Linked DNA regions of Homo sapiens: region 2 is linked to region 1. Evidence: chromatin contacts called from ENCODE Hi-C data. All regions are on one chromosome and are shown on one strand. Each heading gives the region's core, a stretch centred on a gene start or an enhancer-like site at or near the end of the contact. The rest is flanking DNA. Distances are from core to core; before and after follow the strand shown. Region 1 overlaps LINC03056 (long intergenic non-protein coding RNA 3056). Region 2 overlaps RXYLT1-AS1 (RXYLT1 antisense RNA 1).

The links. Hi-C counts contacts between places; a loop is a spot of excess contacts on that map. Pooled maps may share reads with other maps.
Region 2: a pooled map shows a loop between it and region 1 (7-fold over the local background). The contact joins two enhancer-like sites. A Hi-C loop is called at or near these places in 1 of 168 maps with a recorded cell type or tissue (PC-9), 6 of 37 single-sample maps with no recorded cell type and 5 of 50 pooled maps.

What each region holds. Positions count from the first base shown.
Region 1 is chr12:63,305,249-63,308,608 of GRCh38, forward strand. All of the region lies in intron 1 of LINC03056 (long intergenic non-protein coding RNA 3056), which reads right to left. Among named protein-coding and RNA genes, the nearest start is that of LINC03056, 67 kb to the right of the region's middle. Within about 2 kb of position 1,468, at least 2 of the 41 ENCODE cell types and tissues checked have a DNase peak (open chromatin) inside an H3K27ac peak, as active enhancers do.
Region 2 is chr12:63,813,287-63,816,646 of GRCh38, forward strand. It overlaps RXYLT1-AS1 (RXYLT1 antisense RNA 1), which reads right to left. Exons shown (of 4, transcript NR_126167.1): 2 at 2,915-3,052. Among named protein-coding and RNA genes, the nearest start is that of RXYLT1-AS1, 7.2 kb to the right of the region's middle. Within about 2 kb of position 1,790, at least 7 of the 41 ENCODE cell types and tissues checked have a DNase peak (open chromatin) inside an H3K27ac peak, as active enhancers do.

The sequences.
Region 1 (3,360 bases), core at 218-2,717:
AGCTGATGACACAACTGGAGAAAGCTATCTTCTCTGTTCTGAATTTTTGTTCATTAAGCAGCCGAAACTACTGATTCATTGTGTATGATTAGGGCATGCAAATAGAGTCATGAATAAAGAGTGCTAAAGATGACCCAGACATTTTTCTTATTAGTGCAGATCTCAAAACATATTCTTTTATGTCTCTACACCATAAGCAATTAGGGTGTATATGCAACATATACCACAAACAATTGCCACTGCCACATAGGATAGACTAGAGGATTTTTACTCTGTGTTCTATTTCACGGCTCAAAATGATTAGAATATTGCTATGCCCTTGTTATGGAAAAAAATTAAATCATACTTCTGCATAAGTTTTATTAAGTAAATTTGCTAAAACCTGATTAATAAGATAGTTTGCCCTCCAAAGTTGAAGACTTAAAAATAGTTTCATTGCTCTACTTTGTGCTTTTGAGGCAAGAGCTAGAACATTAAAGTTGTTCAAAAATAATTTAACAAAAATTTCAGTTTGTTACAAAAATATACCCTTGAAATAGCTTTTAAAAGTCAAGAAGTCTTCCTATATAAATATTTTATTAATGCCACTGTCACACAAATTTTTTCTTTTCTTTTTTTCTTTTTTTTTTGAGACAGAGTCTCACTGTGTTGCCTGGGCTGGAGTGCAGTGATCTCGGCTCACCGCAACCTCTGCCTCCCAGGTTCACGCCATTCTCCTGTCTCAGCCTCCCAAGTAGCTGGGACTACAGGCGCCCGCCACCACGCCCAGCTAATTTTTTGTATTTTTAGTAGAGACGCGGTTTCACTGTGTTAGCCAGGAGGGTCTTGATCTCCTGACCTTGCGACCTCATGATCTGCCCGCCTCGGCCTCCCAAAATGCTGGGATTACAGGCATGAGCCACTGCGCCCGGCCAAATAAAAAATTTTATTATCCAATGTTCAACTTCTAGCTGCAATGACAGACATGAAGGAAGAAAAACTACTTCATCCAAATTTAGTACATATCAAACACAAATTCCCACAAAAAAGGAAAAATTGGCAGTGTATTTGAATTATTTCAAAATAGCATTTCAAAGTTTTATTAAACTTTATGAGCACAAAACATGCTGACCCAGAAAACAATATACCAGGATCCCATGGGAAGGATTTATATGTTTATTATTACATTTGTTAATCACAGTCTGGGGAAATATAATTGCCATTTTCTTAAAAAATAGAGATTAGAGTTGTAAAACAAAGTAACTTATAAATCTTTGGATAAATAAAGGTTTAATGTGACAGAAAACCAAGTGCAGTCCTTTGTTGTTGTTTCCAGCTCTACCCCTCATTCATGTCAAATTGAGCAGTCACTTATGCTGTTTTTCAATTTTCCCATCTGCAAAATGAGGAGAAAGGCTTTGCTGTCTCATGGGAATACTGTATTATGTTGCTTCCTCTCCAGTTCTTAAAACTAAGACTGAAACCAAGGCTGCTACTTCCTTGGTGTGATTCATGATTTGAGAGGTTTTGCAAGGGTACTACACCCTAAAATATTTTACTCATTATCACGGGTATCATCCCCAGGGGCTCAAAGCAAATAGGTTATCTAGAAGTCTCCCACATTGTATCACCATCACCTGTTCTTACTTTTCTTTTTTAATCAAGAAATAGTTTAATCATGAGAAAAAATCCAGGGGACAATGTCACAGCAGAAAATGGCAAAATTACACTGGCATCTGTGTTCACAATGAGAGGGAAAGTTGACAGATTCTGGAGGCACATTTTTCCCATTTAAGAATTTTGCCGAAAGCTGTTCATGCTTGAAACGTGAGCCTAGAACTCTAGAATTCTATACACCATTAGACTAAACTGAGCAAATGAAATAAACATTATGGAGCCTCTCCTATGTGCCAGGCATCATGTCAGGCTCTGAAGAATTTTTTTAAAAACTACATACAATAACACAAAGATGAATAAGATACAGTGGTTGCCCATGAGGAACTCGATATGCTATAGCAGTTCAACTTCAAAACATTCAAGGAAGACTATTCTGAAGTAGAAAGGTGGTTACCAGAGGATGGGGGTGAAGGGGTGGAATATTGACCAAAGGGTACAAACCTGTAGTTGTAAGATGATTAGTTCTGGAGACTTAATGTATAGTATGGTAAAAATTAATAGTAATGTGTTGTATATGGGTAATTTGCTAAAAGAGTAGGTCTCAAGTGTTCTTACTACCCACACACACAAACGGTAACTATACGTGGTGATGGATATGTTAATTAACTTGATGTAATTATTTTACAATGTATACATATATCAAAACATCACGTTATACACCTTTAATGTATGCAATTTTAATTTGTCAATTATACCTCAGTAAAGCTAGGGGGTAGGAAAGAAAAAATATTTCATTTGTTTACTTGAGATTGTTTATAAAGTGTTTTTGGTTAATTTACTACTAGGAAAACAAAGGTATGAAAAATCATTCCCCACCTTAGCTAAGATTTAGGAGTTTTCTTTTTGTTGGGAATCCTGGAAGCATTCTTCTCTTCCTATTTCTTCCCTTAAAAGCTAAAATTTCAAAGTACATTTTTGCTACAAGATGTAAAAATGTAGTCAATTGGTTTTATATTCAATAAACAGCACAGCATGACAATAAGCAAAATGCGCAGTTTAGCTCTGCCATACATCCTTTATCCAGAGACAAAATTGATTCCAATTCAAGTTAGACTTCCCGCTGGGGAAGCGACCCTCCTGTCATTTCTCGTGTTACTAGGGGCTGTGGAGAAGTAGCTGAAGGGACCGTTTCTGCCAGGTAAGAGCAGAAGCAAAGAGACGGTCCAATGCCCAGATCTGCTTTCTTTGCTTCTGTTGCTCCTGTTAAAACTTGGAGTTCTTATGCCTACAGACTGATTCACCCATCTTGCCGATGCAGCTATATTTTAAAGATATCACTGGCTATTGGGTGTAATACATGGGCACACAGGATATAAAAGTCTAATCCGGCTCTTGTAAAATCAGTTTTTAAATTTTGACTTCTATGTATTATGCTACTTAGAAATTTTAGTAGACTCTGTGAAAAAAATAAGTTGCTTTTGGAGAGAAACTAGAAATATAATCTGACTAGAACTAGGAGACTACTACTTCTAAAAATGTTTACTTAATTCATTTGTTGGAAATTGAGAAAAAAATAGCTCAAAAAGATGGCAGCCTCCAGTAATGTCAAAATTGTTAGAAAGAATGATTTTTTGAACAATTCACCAGCAAACACACTTGCTTTATTGTAAGCCTCCTTAAAATCTAGATTTCCAAAAATGATCTAAGGCTGATATGTCTTGCAAATTCTCTTTTATATACAGATCTTTATCTGCCCCAAAACTT
Region 2 (3,360 bases), core at 540-3,039, 510 kb after region 1:
GCTAAGATGGGAGGATCACTTGAGCCCAAGAGGTCGAGGCTGCAGTGAGCCATGATCACGCCACTGCACTTCACCCTAGGCAACAGAACAAGATCCTGTCTGAAAAAAATAAATTAATTAATAAATTCATGAAATCTTGTACTGTTTTTCAAATTTATATTTTATTTAGGCAATTTTTTAAATAATGTAATATTTTTTCAGGTGGTAAATTTCTACCACAAAAACAATTTGATGTTACTGAGATTAATTACAAATTGAAGAAACAATCAGGTGTTGTATAAAAAAATCTTACCTATGAGATATATTATTTGATCTACAAAATAATTTGAGATTTAAAGCTATAACTAGCAAGTAGAACTTCTGAAATATAAAGTTTAATACATTATCAATAGTTTCTAACATAAGACCTTCATAAATATAAAACAACAGCTTAAATGTCTATGAAAAATCAGTATTCACAAGCATCGCCAATTATTGATAGTCATTCATTATACTTGTTACCATGAAAGCAGTAATTAAAACACTATTTTTTTTTTTTAATATGAAGTCTCACTCTGTCACCCAGGTTGGAGTGCAGTGGCACAATCTTGGTTCACTGAAACCTCCACCTCCTGGGTTTAAGCAGTTCTCCTGCCTCAACCTCCCGAGTAGCTGGGATTACAGGTGCCCACCACCACACCTGGCTAATTTTTCTACTTTTAGTGGAGACGGATTTTCACCATGTTGGCCAGGCTGGTCTCGAACTCCTGACCTCAAGAGTTCCAACCACCTCGGCCTCCCAAAGTACCGGGATTACAGGTGACCCACTGCACCCGGCCTAAAACACTATTTTAACAGTTATAGTTATTTTATTTAAGTAAGCTAATTAGGCAAAAATGTGTCTTCTAGTTTTGTACATTCTAGTTGGGTTATTTCCTGTAGCAGAAATACAGATTTTTTTAATACAGATATTTTTAAAGTTACCAGTTGAAAGGAAACTGCATTCTTTCTTTTTGACTTGCAATCTCACTCCCTAGGAGTCCTACATTTGTGCTAGAGGTGAAGTTGTTGCCAAAGCAGCCACAGCAGGGGACAGTACGGTCTAGGCTGTTCAACTGTCGAGATGCGTTTTTGTTGAACTACATCTTATTGCAAAGATTCATATGTGTCCTGCTTTACTGTTAAAATAACTTTTTCCAAAAAGAAGCAAATTATGCAAGTGAATATAGTACATTTTTTACAGTCTAGTGTGTGGCAAACTTCCACTAAAGTTTCACTAAAACACTCCTTTTACACAAACCTATTGAATAGTTACTATATTGCAGGTACTGCTCTAGGCAGCAAACCACAGTTTCTAGGACTTAATCTCATTGTCGGCCTTTAAATTTTGCAGAGTCTCTAATGTTAAAAAAAAAAAAAAGTCACACATTAACACATTAAGCACTTGAAAATCTCAGATGCTGAAGCCTTTGTCCTTTAGAATACACATTTTGCCTCTTTCATTATGATAACTGGTTGTATCAATCCCAACACAAATGACAGATTCTCGGATTGTTTACTGAGAGAAGTTAGTCAAATAAGCTTCCGTCTGTTGGTTGCCAAAATATCCAGATGGCTAAATCAACCTGGTATTTAAACTTATCTTCGATTCAGCTATGGTTTCTATGTGTCTGTCTTGCTTGAGATAGATTTGAATTGCTTTAAATAAATTATCTATTTACCTTTCTGAGATGAAAATGGAAAACACTACTGTTGCAACTTAACTTCCTGGGTAGTGAAGCCTTGGTTTTAAAAACCACATAGCAGAAGAGGAATTCCCCTGTCAGGCTGGAGGGGCCTCACTAAACCATCACCACTTTGCTCCAAATTGGCCCCTAATTCTTTCCAGGGAGGTGCAGTTTGGGCCTAAATTTTTTTTTTTTTTAGACGGAGCTTCGCTCTTTCACCCAGGCTGGAGTGAAGTGGCACAATCTCAGCTCACTGCAACCTCTGCCCGCTGGGTTCAAGCAATTCTCCTGCTTCAGCCTCCTGAGTAGCTGAGATTATAGGCGTGTGCCACCACGCCTGGCTACTTTCTGTATTTTTTTTTTTTCTTAGTAGAGATAAGGGTTTTGCCATGTTGGCCAGGCTGGTCTTGAACTCCCGACCTCAGGTGATCCACCCACCTCAGCCTCCCAAAATGCTAGGATTACAGGCGTGAGCCACCGTGCCCGGTCTTGGGCCTAAATTTTTAAAACATTCCTTGTTTGCGTTTTTCTCTCTTTGATTTACTCTCCTTTTGCAATCTGTTGTTTGAGATGCTTTATGTGTTTAAAGCTTTTAAAAATTCACTAAAAACAAAACAGAGAAACGTAATAATGAATCATTAACTCAGAAACACATTTCTAACTGCTGTTGACATTTTTTTTTTTATTATTTCCTACTGGCTTTCTGTTCCTTCCCTTCTCTTGCTAAAACTCCAGCTAGAGTTTGTTTTAGTTGCATAAAAACTCTTCTTCAGTGAGCTTTTGCTAAGCTATACCGCTCATCTGGTCTTGATTCTGACTTTGGATATTTTGTTCATCATGGATTATTTTACATTACTTTTGGTGGTAGTAATTGCATGAAAATATCACTCACCTTGATTACTATGCTGTTTGGCACCCCCTGAAGCTTGCCCCAATGAGAGTCCTTTACTCTCAGCACCCTAGTCCTGGCCTGATAATAAGCAACCTCAATATCTCAGTGGCGTACAAAAACAGACATGTATTTCTTGTCCTCATTACACTGAGGTTGCCTGTCCGCTGCAACTGTGCAGGGCATGGCTGGGCCCTGCTCAACTTGGTCCCACGTGTCTTAGTCTTTCCAAAACGCGTGAGGAAGGAGTAGCCCATCTCTGAAATATTTTATTCTCACAGTGAAGTATCAAAACCGGACAGGACAATCATTTCCGTACCTTGTGATGAGTCATGCCCTGGATCTCAAAGTTTCTGCCTAGAACTGGCACCCTGTCCCTTCAGCCCAGTTTCCAAAGGCCAAAGCAGTCACAGTGGCAAGCCTGAACTCAAAGAGGTGGAGGTGTATACTCCATCTTCTGAAAGAGACAAAATATTGGAAATAGTCTGAGTTACCACACCCTACTAGTGAAACCTGAAGTACAGGAGACATGGTGTTAAAGTCCTGGAGGCTATTCACAAGCATTCCAGTTCTACTCTCCTGAGCACGTGCTAGGATTACACTCAGTGGACCTCTTGGAAGCTAGGACTATCATTGTGGCTTACTTTAGCCAACAGAGTATAATGTAGGTAATGTGTTTCAATCCCTGGGAGAAGCCAAAGTATGATCATCTCATTCCATTTTTTCTTCTTCTTCTTTTTTTTTTTTCTTTTTATTTTTTGAGGC